Linked DNA regions of Homo sapiens: region 2 is linked to region 1. Evidence: chromatin loops called from intact Hi-C (ENCODE). Cell type or tissue: psoas muscle. All regions are shown on one strand. Links, peaks and the distances in the headings refer to the core of each region. The heading gives the core; the rest is flanking DNA.

Region 1 (8,325 bases), core at 91-8,090:
ATACTGAAAATAAAGCAGTAAACAAAGTCCTTTCTACAGAGTCTACATTCCAGTGTGGGAAAACGCAATACACAGATACACTGATAAGAAATATATTGGTGAAAAAGCACTAAGAATAACCCAAAGAAGATGAATAGAGTGAAGGTGAAAGAGTCAGGGTTTTGAGTTCAAGTGTTCAGAGAAGGCACAGACCTGAACAGGGAGAAAATAACCCAAGTGGTTATGGGCCTTAGGGAAGGCAGGAAATTCCAGGCAGAGGAATCAAGCTGCAAAGGCCCCAGGAAGGTCGGCTGAGGATGAGCAAAGAGGCAGTGATGCTGGAGCAGGTTGATGATAGGAGAGGCCAGCAGTCAGGTCAGATGTTGGGAGCTGAAAAGGCCAAAGGGATTGTGACCAACTCAGCATTCCACTGGAGGCTATATTATCAAACAGCAAACTGTTTATCAAGAATGCAGGATGTGAGCAAACTCACACTGTGCCTGCCACCAAAAGGTTGGCTGAGGGCCGCGCTCCCTGGTGCCGGGCTCCTTGAAGTTATCTACGGAGAAATCTAGTGCCTATTGTTCAAAGGATGCAGTCTCGCAAGCCTGCTGTGAACCAAACAGCTGACTGACAATTACCCGACAATCACCCCCCCCATTTATCACTATCTGTTTTGCCTAATAAATATGGAGGGCTGTGTAAAGCTCAGGGCCCTTGTCCACTAGAGGCAAGGTGCCCCTTGACCCCTTCTTTCAAATATACTCTTTTGTCTCTTGTCTTTTATTCTCACATTCACCGCCCCCTTTGTTCAGTCCCCCTAGGTTCATGCAGGTTACAGGTGGCACCCCCGATCAGCGACAGAATCAGGTACTCTACAAAGTGGCGCCCAAACAGGGACTTCAAGGACATGAAGAAGAAGGTCTGCTGGAGCAGAGGAACTGAAATTGACAAGGTGAACGGGGATCCCAGGGTGAGTCTGCCGGTAGCGGATATAAGGTTAGTGCCCTAAAGAGGTACTGGGAGCAGTGCTTTAAAGAAGTACTGGGAATGGGAAGTTTTCTGAATTCAGGGTAACAAGGGGCAGAATTTGTCTATTAAAGAAAAACATTATGTGCAGTTGCTTAAAGTTCGGTTGAGACAGTCTGGAGCTCAGGTTAATTCGCAGGCACTAACTAACCTCCTGCAGAAGCCACAAAAGGTATTACACATAACCCATGGTTTCTACAGGTAGGCACTCTTTTTTTTTTTTTTTTTTTTTGAGACAGAATCTTGCTTTGTTGCCAGGCTGGAGTGCAGTGGCGTGATCTCGGCTCACTGCAATCTCTGCTGCCTGGGTTCAAGTGATTCCACTGCCTCGGCCTCCCAGTAGCTGGGACTACAGGCGTGCACCACCACACCTGGCTAATTTTTTGTATTTTAGTAGAGATGGGGTTTCACCATGTTGGCCAGGATGGTCTCGATCTCCTGACCTCATGATCTGCCTGCCTCGGCCTCCCAAAGTGCTGGGATTACAGGCATGAGCCACCGCGCCCAGCCACCAGGCAGGCACTCTTGATGTGGAAAATTGGGCTAAAGCAGGAGAAGGATTAAAACAGACTCATCAAAAAGGTCCTAAAGTTGATTCTTCTGTTTTTTCCACTTGGAGTTTAATTCGTACTGTACTTCTGCCATTATCTCCTTATTATTCTGTGGGGGAGCAGGCTGAATCTAAAAATCTGAAAGAATCTGTTGTCCCACCCACAGCGCCAATTGAAAATAAAAAACGGAGGAGGATAAAAATTGGCCTATACTGCCTCCTCCAGTTGCAGAAACATCTGTACTGCCTCCTTCAGTAGCAGAAATAGAGACCCCAATACAAAGATTTTTACACTCTGCTGCCATAGCTGGAGAGCCCTTAGAACCCTGTGCTTTTCCTATTTTTGTAAGGTCTGATCCAAATAATCCACAGCAGGTTATTCATGAACACACTCCACTAGAGTTTAAGTTGTTAAAGGAATTAAAAGCAAGTGTGGTAAATGATGGCATACAGAGCCCATTTACCTTAGGATTGCTAGAATCCGTGTTTGGTGCTATGAGTCTTTTACCCTTTGATGTAAAACACTTGGTGCGAGCTTGCTTGTCCACTAGCACATATCTGACATGGAATTTAAATTAGCAAGAAATGTGTGCAGACCAGGCTAGACAGAATCATGTTGCTGGACATGGAGACATTACAGAGGATATGCTATTAAGTAATGGCCCTTATTCAGACCTGGAACATCAAATGGCACTCCCAGACGCTGCTTATCAGCAGTGAACACAGGCCGCTAAAGGTGCCTGGGCCACAATTCCTGAAGACGGAGTCCCAGTACAATCCTTTTTACATATCATGCAAGGGTTGCAAGAGCCCTATGAACATTTTCTTTTTTCTTTTTTTCTTTTTCTTTTTTTTTTTTTTGAGACAGAGTCTTGCTCTGTTGCCCAGGCTGGAGTGCAGTGGCGCAATCTCGGCTCACTGCAAGCTCCACCTCCCGGGTTCACGCCATTCTCCTGCCTCAGCCTCCGGAGTAGCTGGGACTACAGGCACCCACCACCACAATTGGCTAATTTTTTGTATTTTTAGTAGAGATGGAGTTTCACCGTGTTAGCCAGGATGGTCTCGATCTCCTGACCTCGTGATCTGACCGTCTCGGCCTCCCAAAGTGCTGGGATTACAGGCGTGAGCCACTGCACCTGGCCACCCTATGCACATTTTCTTGCAAGACTGCGAGAAGCAGTGAAGCGCCAAATTCCTCATACCGCAGCTGCAGAAATGCTAATCTTAACTCTAGCTTTTGAGAACGCAAACACGGATTATAAACATGCACTGGCACCGGTGAGGTGTACAAAAAACTTGGGAAATTTTCTCAGAGCTTGTCAGGACGTGGGAACTGAGCTTCATCACTCTGAAATGTTAGCGCAAGCAATGGCTAATTTAGCAGTTGACAAATCTAAAAGGAGCCAAGGGTCAAACCCTAAAATGGGAAAATGTTATGATTGTGGAAAAACTGGACATTTTAAAAAGGAATGCCGCCAGATCTCAGGACAGAAAGGACCTTACAATACAGTGCCCCACCGAGCGGAAAAAACGCCAGGACTTTGTCCTTGCTGTAACAAAGGAAATCACTGGGCTAATCAGTGTCGCTCAAAATTTCATCAGAATGGGACCCCCATGCCAGGAAACGAGACGGGGCCTGGACCCGGGCCCCACAAACAATGAGGGCATTCCCAGCCCAGACTTCAACCCCGTTTCAGGGATGAGTTCCCAGAGGCACTTGATTCCCTCACCCCAGGAACACCACAAAGTGCAGGATTAGATCTACCCGCCAGAGAAAGAATCACGTTAGTAGGGGGAGACAGACCTATCAAAGTTCCCACTGGTATTTGGGGACCTTTACCAACAGGATACATGGGACTAATTTTAGGCAAAAGCCATCTTAACTTGCAAGGCATCACTGTAGTCCCAGGAGGGATTGACTCTGATTATGAAGGAGAAATTCAAGTAGTTTTAATGTCACAAGATCTTTGGGTTTTTGAACCGGGAGAATATATTGCTAATTATTGCTTATTCCCTGCAAATTACACCCTTCTCCACGAAAGGAGAAACAAGGAAATAAAGGGTTTGGGAGCACAACTACATGGGAAATCTATGTATCCCAACCCATAGCCTCTAACAGACCTGCTTGTGTAGTACAAATTAAAGGAAAAAAATTTTATGGGCTTATGGATACAGGAGCTGATGTATCACTAATCTCTAAAGACAACTGGCCCCCATCCTGGCCCTTGCAATTAACTTCTATGTCCCTAGTGGGAGTAGGCACAGCTCAAAGTGTTCAACAGAGCCCTGAGATTTTGTCTTGTCTTGGTCCAGATGGACAGTCATGTACTTTTCAGCCTTATGTTGCAAATATAGCTATCAATTTATGGGGTCAAGACTTACTTACAGCATGGGATATGAGACTTACAAATGAAAACTTCGATAACCCAGGATTTAAAATGTTGAAGAACACGGGATATCAGAGGGGAAAAGGTTTAGGAAAATTTCAAGGAAATCCTAACCCGATATCAGTAACTGGAAAAACAGAAAAGGGCTAGGACATCAGGATTTCTGATGGGGGTCATTGATATTTCTCCTCCACCCACTACCTTACCATTAGAATGGCTCAGTGACAAACCCATATGGGTAGATCAATGGTCCCTATCTCAGGAGAAGCTGACACAACTTCAGCAGCTAGTGAAAGAACAATGGGATGCCGGACTCAGAGAGGAGTCAGCCCCTGGAATTCTCCAGTGTTTGTTATTACAAAAAAGTCCAGAAGATGGCGACTGCTACATGATTTAAGAGCTATTAATGCACATATAAAACTGATGGGTGCCTTACAAAAAGGTTTACCATCTCCAGTGGCTATTCCAAGAGACAGGCCTCTTGCAGCAATAGATCTTAAGGATTGTTTCTTTACTATGCCCTTACACGGCAAGGACGAGCCTCGGTTTACCTTCTCTGTGCCTTCTATTAATCAAAGAGAATCTGTTTCTCATTATCAATGGAGAGTTTTACCCCAAGGCATGCTTAACAGTCCTATGCTATGTCAGCCTTTCGTAGGGCAGGCATTAGAGCCTCGGAATACGTTTCCTACTGCTTACATCATTCATTTTATGGATGATATTCTTTTGGCTGCTCCTACAGATCAAATCCTACAACAGTTATTCAGAGAAACAAAGAAGGCTTTGACTAAATGGAGTCTCCAAATAGCTCCAGAAATGGTACAAACAACTTCCCCATTCCAATACTTAGGAACTATTGTTAGAGAGAAGTTTACGGCCTCAGGAAGTAGTTCTCCATAAAGACAGGTTACAAACTTTAAAGGATGTTCAGCAATTATTAGGAGATATTAATTGGCTATGGCCAATGTTAGGTATTGTTACCTATCAACTTACACATCTTTACCAAACCCTGCAAGGAGATTCTTCTTTAAATTCCCTGCAGCAATTAACTAAAGAGGCAGAAGCTGAATTATGGCTTGTAGAGCAAAGGTTACAGCAGAGACATGCCTCAAGGCTACAGCTGCAAAAACCCTTGCTTTTGTTTATTCTTCCTACCCCCCCACTCTCCAACAGGACTTTTGGGACAGTTCATAGACAAGTCTGTAACAATAGAATGGCTCTTTTTACCTAATCAAACAGTCAAAACCTTGCAAGTTTATTTTTCTTTAATTACACAAATTGTGACTATGGGCAGGCATAGGTCAAAAATGCTTATGGGATATGACCCCGACAAAATTATTGTTCCTTTAGACTCCCAGCAACAAGCCAAAGCTTGGGAAATGTTGACTGCCTGGCAAACTGCTTTTGCAGACTTCGTGGGTGCTATAGATAACCACTACCTCTCAGACAAAATTTTACAGTTTTATAAAATCCATTCTTTCATTCTTCCTGTGATTACTCATCACAAGCCTATTCTAGGTGGACAGACTTATTTTAGTGATGGCTCTTCCAAAGGTTGTGCTGCTATCTATGGACCAAAACATACTCAAACAATAATGACCTCTGGGGTTTCAGCTCAACACTCAGAGCTAATTGCAGTCATTCAGGTTTTACAGCTCACAGCTCAGATCCCATCAACATTGTCTGTGATTCAGCTTATGTTGTAAATGTAGCCAGTTGCATAGGAACTGCTACAATTAAAAGTACACTAGACCCAGAACTGCTTCGCTTCTCTTCCCTTCCCTTCCCTTCCTTTCCCCTCCCCCCTCCCCCTTTCCCTCTCCCTTCCCCTCCCCCTTCCCCCTTCCCCTTTCCCTTCCCTTTTCACTTTTTTTTTCTTTCATTTTTGAGACAGAATCTCGCTCTGTTGCCCAGGCTGGAGTGCAGTGGCATGATCTTGGCTCACTGCAACCTCCGCCTTCTGGGTTCAAGCAATTCTCCTGCCTCAGCCTCCACCACCACGCCTGGCTAATTTTTTTGTATTTTTAGTAGAGACGGGTTTCACCATATTGGCCAGGCTGGTCTCCAACTCCTGACCTTGTGATCCTCCCACCTCGACCTCCCAAAATGCTGGGATTAGAGGCGTGAACCACCACGCCCAGCCGGCTTAATTTATTTGTAAGACTTCAACAAGCTATTCGCTCTCCTGAAGCTCTTTTTCATATTTCTCATATTCACTTTCACACACAACTTCCTGGGCCACTATCTCTAGGTAATGAGAAAGCAGACAAGCTGATTGGTTCTGTGTTTCAGCAAGCTCAAGTGTCTCACATGCTTCTGCACCAAAATACTGCCGCCCTTACTCGCATGTTACCTTTATCTCGCAGCCAAACTAGGGCTATAATACAAGCCCGTCCTACTTGCCAGCATGTCCCTAGAGCCACACCTGTAGAAGGCTGTAACCCACGAGGTTTGGCTCCAAATGATATTTCGCCAATGGATATTACACACATAGCAACCTTTGGTAAGCTTAGCTATGTTCATGTAACTATAGACACTTATTCTCATATGCTGCATGCTACATGCCAAACATGTGAGACAGCTGGTCATGTACAGTGACATTGTCATCATTTGCTCACATGGGGATACCTAAGCTATTAAAAACTGACAATGAACCCACTTATACTAGTCATGCTTTTCAAAATTTCTTATAGCTTTGGGCTATAATCCATAAAACGGGAATTCCTTATAATCCTAGAGGACAAGGCATTGTAGAGCGGGCACATCGAACATTACAATGCATGTTGAAAATACAAAAAGGGGGTATAGGAGGCCAACTACCACCTCAATCAAAACTACATTTAGCCTTATTTAAATTTTTTGACTCCTGGTACGGATGGTAAGACTCCAGCAGAAAGACATTGGCAAGTGTTAGAGGAAAAGAGGAAAGTTTATCTGAAAGTGTTATGGAAACCCCTGGAAGAAGGAAAATGGAAAGGTCCGGTGGATTTACTGACATGGAGAAGAGGGTATACTTGTGTTTTTACAGGAGATGGACAAACTGTGTGGGTGTCCTCAAGGTGCACGCGACCATGGAATAGGAGACTGGAGGAACCCAGGGTGGCCAACCATGGGCCCGGCCCCTCCGATACGAGCCATGAGCCAGCTGAGCCTGACTCCAAAGATGGAGAGAAGGCCAAGCAGAGTGATGATGACATCAATCCCCACAACCTGGGGAGAACTCAAGAAAACCACGTGGGAAGCTGAGAAACTACTGGAGCATCAGTGACAGGCAAAAACCCCTGATTCCATGTTCTTGGCCATGTTAGCCATAGTGTCCCATGTGGTATGTTTTCGCTGTGCAGAGGCAAAAACATTGGGCATACGTTCTCAATCTCCCAGCAGTACGACCTATACTTTGGAGCGACACTCCTCCTGAGATTTATCATGATCAGGGAGAGTAGGCTCCAGGACCCCTAACTCCCCCTGACATAGAACAGTTAGACTCTCAGAATAATGTCATTAATTATACTGCTCCACTGGAAGGACTTCCTTTGTGAATCAACACAAAGATGTCGCTCAGCCATAGCTGTCTTACAATTCAAGCTCAAACATGGTTGAATCATTATGGAAAAATTATGTACTTATTAAGTCTTGGTTCTATTAACCAACCTTTCCCGGCCCAATCGCCCTAATTGTGCTGATTATATGGAATGGATTCCATTCAGTAGTTCCTACCCCCCTCCGTGGACCCAGTGTCTTGGTCCACTGGCTAGAAAACAATCTATGTTAACTGGAGACATTGTGGATTGGGAACCTAAAGGTCAATTAGATCGAAAAGATGAAAATCAGAAATCATGGCACAAACTTCATTGGCATTGGTGGCAAGCTTTTAATGCTTCTTCTTTATACAGTACTGGGATCCAATCCCAGTCTGCCACCCAGATTGCTTGGCATGGAGCAGGCTTTAGCCCACCTCTTCCTCAGTGGCATTATCTAGGGAGGAAAGGACCAATTCAAGAGACTATATGGAAGGCAGCACTCCCATGTATGAATGGCAACATCTGGACTGGAATACTATCCAATAATAGCAATAGTAAGCAACACAATCTTAATGTTGCATTTGTAAAGAATATCACCACTCAATTTACAGTTTTTGTTTTTAATTCTTATGTCTTTTTGGCAGCTAAGAAGAACCAGCTCCAGGTAAACAATACCCAATTGACCTGTAAATCTTGCCAGTTTTATCACTGCATTAATCACAGCACATTGCAAACACATAGTATTTCTACCTTGATGATTCTGGGTCACATCCCTGGGCTATGGATTCCTGTTAATCTGTCTGAACCTTGGGCTGCCATGCCTGCTTTGCATTTTGTGAAACTTCTTCTAACTCAGCTT
Region 2 (8,325 bases), core at 267-8,266, 130 kb after region 1:
CTCCCCAGGGGCACATGATCTGCACAAGGTGACCCTGGGTGCCCAGGGCCCAGGTGTCTTGGTCGCTCTGCCTGTAGGCCCTTCCCGGGCAGGCCCCACACACAGGTAAGCTGCACCAGCCTCGCTCTTCACTGGGACGCAGGGACACCCTAGAGGAGGGCCGCGCGGCCTCCAGGACAGTGAGCCACAGGGCGCGGTAAAGGCTGTGGGCGAGGGTGTCTGGGACCAGCCACCCACATGGACACAAGGGTGCCAAGAACCACGGAACGTACAGTCCTGCAGCTTGAAGTCGTTGGGAGCCTTGGCGGACCACAGCCGCATGGTGTTGACGGTGTTGTTCTTGTAGCCGGGCACTGGGGTGTCGTAGGGCATGGCCAGCACCACCTGGCCACAAAACGGGTTGCTCAGGACGGAGTGGCAAGGGCCCCCGCCGGCCCCTGTGCCTCTCCCCGGCCCAGCCTCCTCCTGGGCACCTGGCGCCCTGCTGGCCCCCCACCGTCTCCCCCTTCTGCCCAAACACATCCACCCAGCCCATGCTCGGCACCACAGTCTCCGTCCACGCCCTCCCCTGTGGTGCCCACATTGTCATCCTGAGAGGACCACCCGTCCCACCACCCTCCCCAGACCAGACCTATCTTCTCACTTGACCTTCCTCAGGAATGGCTTTGACTGAAGAATCATCCCCATCCCGACTCCCTGAGGTGCTGCAGCACCAACCCCCACCTCCCTCCTTACCCTCTGCCCTCCGCGCCTCCCCTCCTCAGTCAACTCTGCTCTAGCAACTCCAACACGCAGATGCTTGCCCCGCAGATCACCTCTCTCAGCTCCACCTGCGGGAAGGTTGCTCCTGCAGCTGCCTTGCCTGCTACCCTCCATGTTCCCAGCCCCCCAGCACAAGCCCAGCTGCGCTCCCTCCACCCCAGCCTGGCTCCCTCTCTCCTTGACAAGCCCCCAGGTTCCCCTGCATCCAGAGACATCAGCTCCGCTACCACCAAGGGCAGGAGGGGGCTCACAAAGCTGAGGCTCACCTGTGGTCCCAGCTCCCCGGCAGGCGCACTCAGGGATGCTTGGGTTCATCCCGGCACACACGTGCCTGTGGCACTGCCAGTCAGCTCTGACAGCCACACAGGCGGCGCACCGGGGCCACCAAGACTAAAACCCCAGTATCCCTTTCCCTTCCTCTCTCCTGTCAACCCTTGCCCCTGCCCCACAAGGCGACACCCAAGTGAGCGACAAGTCCCCGCCAAGGCATTCTAGCCCCTTCCATCCTGGCCAGGCCTCGGGGCTAAGCCCATCTTCACAGCCTGCCTGGAATGTCCCGGTTCTCCAGCATCCCCACTCACACTGACATGCTCATCCACAAACACATCTACAGCGCCGGTCCCCTACCCTGCTCTTGCAAGTTAAATACAACTTTTCAGGGCATTTTCAGCCTCCATGGCATGGCCCCAGCCACTCGAAGCCCATGTATTTGATTTAAAACTGTGTCCTACAAAGTCAAGACAACTCCCTCTGCACACCAGTGACCACCCAGCCTCCAGGCTCTCCTGTTATTGCCCGTCCTTCTCCATCACAGGTGGCTGAGTCTCACCGATGCCCCCACGTTCTCCTGCAGCCTCTCCTGCCAGCCCCTGCCCTGCCCCAGTCATCCCGGCTTACAGCTGCCCGGAGCCTGGACTGGGTGCTCCCTCACGTGGCCTCTGCGTGCCTGGCACCCGTCGCTGCCGAGCACTCTAGGCTCTTGCCCTGATTCCCCATCAGCACCCTGCTGGGCAGGAGGGCCTGGCCCCATCCCCGGATGTCACCCAGGCCTCGCACACACTCCAGGGGCTCTGACAGTTGACGCTTTGAGAGCCATGGGCCACGTATGGCGCCAGGAGGCCAAGCGAGCTTGTCGTGTGCTCCACAGAGATAGTGGGAGCTGTTTTCGCCCACCCTGGGGGTCCGTGCCCCCATCCCATCAGAACACCCTCCTGCCTGCCCTTAAGCAGCGGGGTTCTCGTGAGCATCTGGCTGTGAGTGGACGCCCAGCTGCATTCTTAGCCCCAACACACAGCTCCTGCCCAGCGGGGCTTCCCCCATGGAGTCTCGCTGCTGTGCTCAGCGCTTCCACTGTTTGGGAAGCTCCCATCAAAGTGTAAGAGACTGGGGAGTGAGGAGAATAAACCTCCCCCGGCTTTTACCTTAAGTCCTCCAGGGAGGCAGCAAGCCCCCCAAGCCAAAAGAAGCTGAGCTGTCTACAAATGAGCCGCAGCAGCCCCCTCACCTGGCTCCAGCCTTGCCCGCAGACATTTCAGCCCAGGTACCTGTGTGTCCAGCCACTTCACGCCGTCGGGGGTGTGCTCCACGCGTCCGTAGAAGTGCACGGGAAGCATATACTCAGGCCGCGCTTTCTCCCAGGGGTTGCCGTAGCGCAGCCAGTCATCGGCCTCCTCTACCTGGAAAGAAGCCAGCTGTGAGGGCACCCTCAGCGCAGATGTCCCAGGCCACCGCCCTGTCCTGGACCCAGCAGACCGTGCGGTCGAGATCACACAGTGCCTGGCACTGAAATTTACCTACAGCCACTTACCAGGTCGGGATTCCCACTTCTGGCGAAGCCCACGTGGGTAAAATGAACACAGTGGACACTAAAGTAACAAACTCAAAATTTAGAAACACGTGCCCAAAAAGAAAGACACTAAGAACCACTGACTGACACATGCTCCGATCTGGATGGAGCTTGAAAAACCTACACTCAGTGAAAGAGGACAGACAAAAATACCACGCATCACACGAGGCTATTTACAGGAAAATGTTCAGAACAAGCACCTGCACAGAGACAGAAAGCGGGTGAGAGGCTGTCAGGGGCTGGGTGTGACTGCAAATTGGTGCAGGGCTTCTTTCTGGAGGGATGAAAATGTTCTCAAGATAGACAGTGGGGACGGTTATCCAACTCTGAATATACTGAAATCGACTCTCTATTTCAATAAAGCTGTTATAGAAGAATCACTAGAAGACATTGCTTTGACGGGGACACACTGGCCAGGCGGAGGCTCACGCCTACAGTCCCAGCACTCTGGGAAGCCAGGGTGGGAGGATCGCTTCAGCCCACAAGGTCGAAGCTGCAGTGAGCTATGACTGTACCACTGCACTCCAGCCTGGGCGACAGGGCAGGACCTATCTCTAAAAAAAAATTATTAAATTAAAATTAAAAAAGAAAGAAAGTGACACTGCAAATCCGCAAGTGCTGGGGCCAAGTTGGCAGCTGGCAGTGAGGACGCCCTGGATGCACCCAGGAAGACAAGCTGTTCCGGGAGGGCTTCCAAGAAGAAGCTTATTCCCAGAATCTGTGCCCAGTGGCACTAGAGACGAGTAACTACATGAAACCAACCCCCACACTAAAAGCGGCCCTGCAGATTCGAGCCACCCTTGCACAGAAGCACTAGGGGGCTGCTTTACCACCACGTGACAGAGTAACTCCATCTGGTACAGCAGCAAGGGCGGATTCTGAAGTCTCAATTACTAAAACTGAAATGAGATCAAGTCTCTTCTCTTCAGAATGAACAGGCAGCCCTAGTATGCTACACTGAGGGATTTCCTCTTCATGGTTCCTACACAGACGCCAAGAGTCACGAGCAAGACTGTCTGGGCTGTGCTCTTCCGGAGGCCCCTCCGCACAGCAGGCCCCTCCGCACAGCAGGCACCTCCCCATGGTACTCCCAGCAAGACCCTTCTGGTGGCGTCTCCTTGTCCGCTGTGAGATTCCCCAACACCAGGGCCTGGCCATCTGCAGAGTTAGTCCAGGAGTCGTCGGCAGAAGCAACAGCTTCCCACATACAAAGGCAGCCTGAGTCTCCCTTGCAGGGCCTCCCTGCCCCCTTGGCCAGGGTGCCAAGCAGGCTGGCCTGCGGCCCCTCTGGCCACATGCTGCTGGCCAACCCTGCCTGTATTTACTTCTTCCATGGCTAAAGCCAACTAAAAACCCACTGAATCTGAACAGTTCCCATGAAAAGGGGATGGGAGGAGGGGTGAGCTTCACTTACTGATCATCCTAAACTATCACACAAAGTTGCAAGAGTTACAGGAACGAGGACCACCAGAAGGAAAAATGTCTCCCTGGTAAAACAAAAACCACCACCAATACCTTCCTGCTGGAAACCCTAACACCAGCTAGGCGAAGGGGAGCCTCTGAGCTTCTGCCTTATAAACCCACACGTGACATGGGGACTGCTGGGGGCCAGAATGAATCAGAGCATCAACATGTGCATGGACTGGACTGCCCTGGAGCTCAGGCACGCGGAGGGCTGGGGCAGAGCTGTCCGGAGGCAGTGGAGAAAGGCGCCTTTCTAAGGTTGCAGAGGGCATCTCCACAAATCAAGCAATGGATCCGAGTCCGTTTTAGGTTACTTTTAGCCATTTCTTTTCTTTACCAACATTTTATTATGAGCGTTTTCAAACATGCAGAAACATTATGCACCCACACCTAGGTGCTGTAAATGGTCTGTTGTTTCTCCGTCCACCAATCCATTGATTTTGGGGTGCATTTAAAGCAAGCTGCAGATATGAGTCCACATTCCCACTAAACGCATCGCTGTGCGTGTCATGGACAGCAGCTCCTTGCGTTTATGTTTTGGGTTAATTTCTCCATGGTGAGATACATGAGTCTTACAGACGCCATGGACGAGCCCTGGAGGCTGCACCTGCCGTTGAGGCCCAACCCCCCTTGCCACTCCCACCCCAAGGATATCTCTACTACCCGTCATGCACACATTCATTGGGGTTGTACATTCTGATGCTACAAATCTTTTGATTCTAATCCCAGACCAGCTTTATTTGTGACTTTTAGGCCCCAAATGATATTAAATAAACCATTTTCTAACCGAATGGAATAGTGGTGACTTTCATTCTGAGGCACATGGGAAGGGAGCTGCTCGCCAGGGAGGAGGAGGTTGCATTTTAAGACCACGCCCTCCTCCCGGCCATGGTCTCAACCATCTCACTTAGCTGTAGTGTGAGGCTTCAAGATCGAGGCTCACTCCTTCCAAGGGCCACTGTACTATGCAGAGTCCAGCCTCTAACCCCAAGGACACTGTCCCCTCACTGGGGTCAGGGAGTGAAGGGAGAAGGTGGGAGCAAAAGCTACAACTGCTCTTCTAACTACTTAGGGCCAACATCCCACTGAGGCTGACCCCGAAAGTACCACCCTGCACTCTGCATTTTGGTGCAGAGGGTCACCAGAGTGACCCTCACTGCCCGGCTGCTACTGGCCCTGTCTGGGAGCTGCTGTAAGGCTCACCCAGGATTCTGTGTCCTGCACGCCCCAACTTCCCTGTCACCAGGCAGAGGCAGCTGGCAAAAAGCTCACACAGGGCCCAGGCTCTCCCAGGCCATGTGGACCAAGAAGCCGGAGCAAGGATGCTACCCTGACCTGCTCCACATTGCCCTGGCCGGCCTGCAGTCCCCTGGCGGGGGCGTGGGAAGTATAAAAAGACAAACTGCAAGTGCTGCCATTTTATTGTGTGAACGAGAGCTGGAAACCAGTGAAGAAATGAAATCTCACCCACCTGCCAGCCATTGACAATCTTCTGGTTAAAAATCCCAAATTCATAGCGGATTCCATAGCCGTATGCTGCCAGGCCCAAGGTAGCCATTGAGTCAAGGAAACACGCTGAAAAAATCAATCACAAATCAGTCAGAATCAAAGGCACGGCACCAAGGTCCCATGCGGAGGCAGCCCACAGGGCGCAAGGCAGAAATTCAGAGGGGATCACACTGACTTCAGGCTTCACTGAGAGGAAAACTGGAGCCCTCAGCCTCTCCATGAGAGCCTGGGGCCACAGGCAGAAGACATCAACGTGGTGGCTACTCGAAGGGCGTGGGAGGATGGGGGGGGATGAAGAATCCTAGAGAACTCGGCCAGGCCTGGAACCTCTCCAAGCACGAAGCCCCCCACTGCCCCACTCTCAGACATCCCAGTTGAGGCTGAGGCCTCGCCAATCCCTTGCACGTTCCACTGAAACCCAGGCTGTTCTGACAGCAGGGACACATCAACACATCAAGCCTCACCCTACTCCTGAGTGAAGCCGGCACAGCAGTGGCAGCTGGCTGCATACAAATCAATGTCCACCTGTGCAAACACCGCAGTACCAGGGGCCCCAAGGCGCTATAGCACGTGTCATTAAATCCAGCCCTTGTTCCAATCAAAACGTCTTGAAAGAAAAACAAAACAAAACAATGTTTTGAATAAAGATTTAGAGGCCAGGAGTGGTGGCTCACACCTGTGATCCCAGCACTTTGGGAAGCCGAGGTGGGAGGATCGCTTGAGTCCAGGAGTTTGAGACCAGCCTGGGCAACATAGTGAGACCCTGTCTCTATAAAAAATACAATTAGCTGTGCATAGTGACGCATGCCTGTGGTCCCAGCTACTCGGGAGGCTGGGGTTGGGGGATTGCTTGAGCCCAAGAGGTTGAGGCTGCAGTGAGCCAAGATTGTGCCAGTGCACTCCAGCCTGGGCACAGTGAGATGCAACCTTATTAAAACTTCAGGATTGGCTGGGCGTGGTGGCTCATGCCTGTAATCCCAACACTTTAGGAGGCTGAGGCGGGCAGATCACGAGGTCAGGAGATTGAGACCATCCTGGCTAATACGGTGAAACCCCGTCTCTACTAAAAATACAAAAAATTAGCCAGGCATGGTGGCGGGCACCTGTAGTCCCAGCTACTTGGGGAGGCTGAGGCAGGAGAATGGCGTGAAACCGGGAGGCGGAGCTTGCAGTGAGCCGAGATCACCCACTGCACTCCAGCCTGGCCGACGGAGTGAGACTCCATCTCAAAAAAAAAAAAAACAAAACAAAACAAAAAAAACTTCAGGATTAAAAAAATCAAAAAAACACCCACCTGGAACACTAGTAACTAAAATAAAATGCCCAATCCAGGGAACACACAGATGCCTGTCAGGCCCTCTGCTGAGGGAGAGGGATGATGGAGCCTCGCGGACTCTTGTTCTGGGGACTCGCCTGCAGCAGGGAAGCACATCAAGCCATGGCGGGCTCAGTGCTGCCTGGGTCTGTGGGTACAGGACCCTGTGGGCAGAAGGCAAAGGCTCTACTCATATCTGGCCATGGAGAAGGATGGAGGGAGAAGGCAAGGGGCAGGCAAGGTGACTGGGAAAGCCCAAGGACCTGGAACACCCCAAAAGGAAGCAGGTCTCGGGGCCGGGGAGGGAGCAGTCCACAGTCTCCAGCTTGGAGATGAGATGTGCGGTGAATGGCCACCCCTGGGGCTGTCAGGAGATGGGGACAAAAGAGGCTGGAGCTTCCCTTGAGCGTAGGAAGCCCAGTTTTGCATTTGATGAAAAGGGACCTCACAGGAAGACAGTGGTGACCCATCACATGTCACAAAGGCCGGGAGGTGGAGAGGGCTGAAGACCCTCAAAGCCCTGTTATTTCAAGGCAATCTGCTGACTGTATCAGAGTTGAAACTGCCTGCTGCAAGCAGGGCCACGTTCAGAAATCATCTTTCCATCCTTTGGGCTGTCTGCCAATCACTGGCTCTTGTGCCCTGGAAAGTGGTCAGCATATCGGGAGCCCCTCCCAGCACCAGCTTACTCCATGCTGGCAAGATTGGTCTTCGTGATAATGATGACACGTCCCTTGTGTGAAAGAAAACATACATTTTCCCCCTTTCCCCCCACTAGTGGCAAGATTTCAATCTGAAGAACACACTGGCCCATCCACTCAAAGCCAATTTACCCTGAGGCCAATTTACCTGACCCTGGCCTCACCACGTGGCCTCCAACCAAGCCAACGGGTCCGAGAGAGCTCCTCCTGGATGGGGCAACTTACCTGCCAGCCTCCCCAGGCCTCCATTCCCAAGGCCAGCATCTTCTTCTATCTCCTCGAGTTCCTCCAAGTCTAACCCCAACTGCAAACAAAAACACAGGCAGCATTTTAATGTTACTCAATATTTTCCCTTGAATGACAGGCTGAAAGATGTGTAAGTCTTGTGAGCTTATGCTAAAAGTTAGAGTCTGGGTTCTGTTAGACTTGAAAATTCAATGTTAAAATTTGATGTTAAATCAATGCATGGAAATGAAAGTTTCCAAATATTTCAAAAACATTTATTGCCAGGTAGTTAACCTATTAACAGTGAACAAATTATAACATGTATCCTAAAAATGAAACTAATGGTTCTGTCATTCTCTAATTTCACATGGGCGATATTTACGTGACATATTTTTAAACTAAAACCTAAAAGCACTTTTCCTGTGGTGATTCCAATTGTATTCAAACAATGTTGTGAAACAGATACGTTATGCTAAAAATTAGAGAAAAAGCAATAAAATCAC

What was found. Hi-C counts contacts between places; a loop is a spot of excess contacts. Peaks named below come from ENCODE experiments on the same cell type or tissue, not always from the same donor. Only the 100,000 strongest peaks of a DNase experiment are listed, where the experiment ranks them.
Region 2: a loop joins it to region 1, with 3 times the contacts of the local background. A loop is called at or near these places in 3 of 110 quality-filtered maps.

Annotation. Positions count from the first base shown.
Region 1 is chr20:25,395,307-25,403,631 of GRCh38, reverse strand. It overlaps LOC105372581 (a long non-coding RNA gene), which reads left to right. Exons shown (of 3, transcript XR_937403.3): 2 at 795-952. Among named protein-coding and RNA genes, the nearest start is that of GINS1, 8.2 kb to the left of the region's middle. RefSeq lists a silencer at 5,512-5,712. In psoas muscle, for the core only: a CTCF peak has its summit at 4,317 (motif pointing right); no DNase peak of the experiment used is centred there.
Region 2 is chr20:25,268,705-25,277,029 of GRCh38, reverse strand. PYGB (glycogen phosphorylase B) reads right to left here. Exons shown (of 20, transcript NM_002862.4): 3 at 7,823-7,901; 4 at 5,544-5,647; 5 at 2,307-2,438; 6 at 273-384. Among named protein-coding and RNA genes, the nearest start is that of PYGB, 25 kb to the right of the region's middle. In psoas muscle, for the core only: no CTCF peak of the experiment used is centred there; DNase peaks (open chromatin) are centred at 1,739, 2,449, 3,279 and 4,229; H3K4me3 peaks cover 1,350 bases; H3K27ac peaks cover 2,153 bases.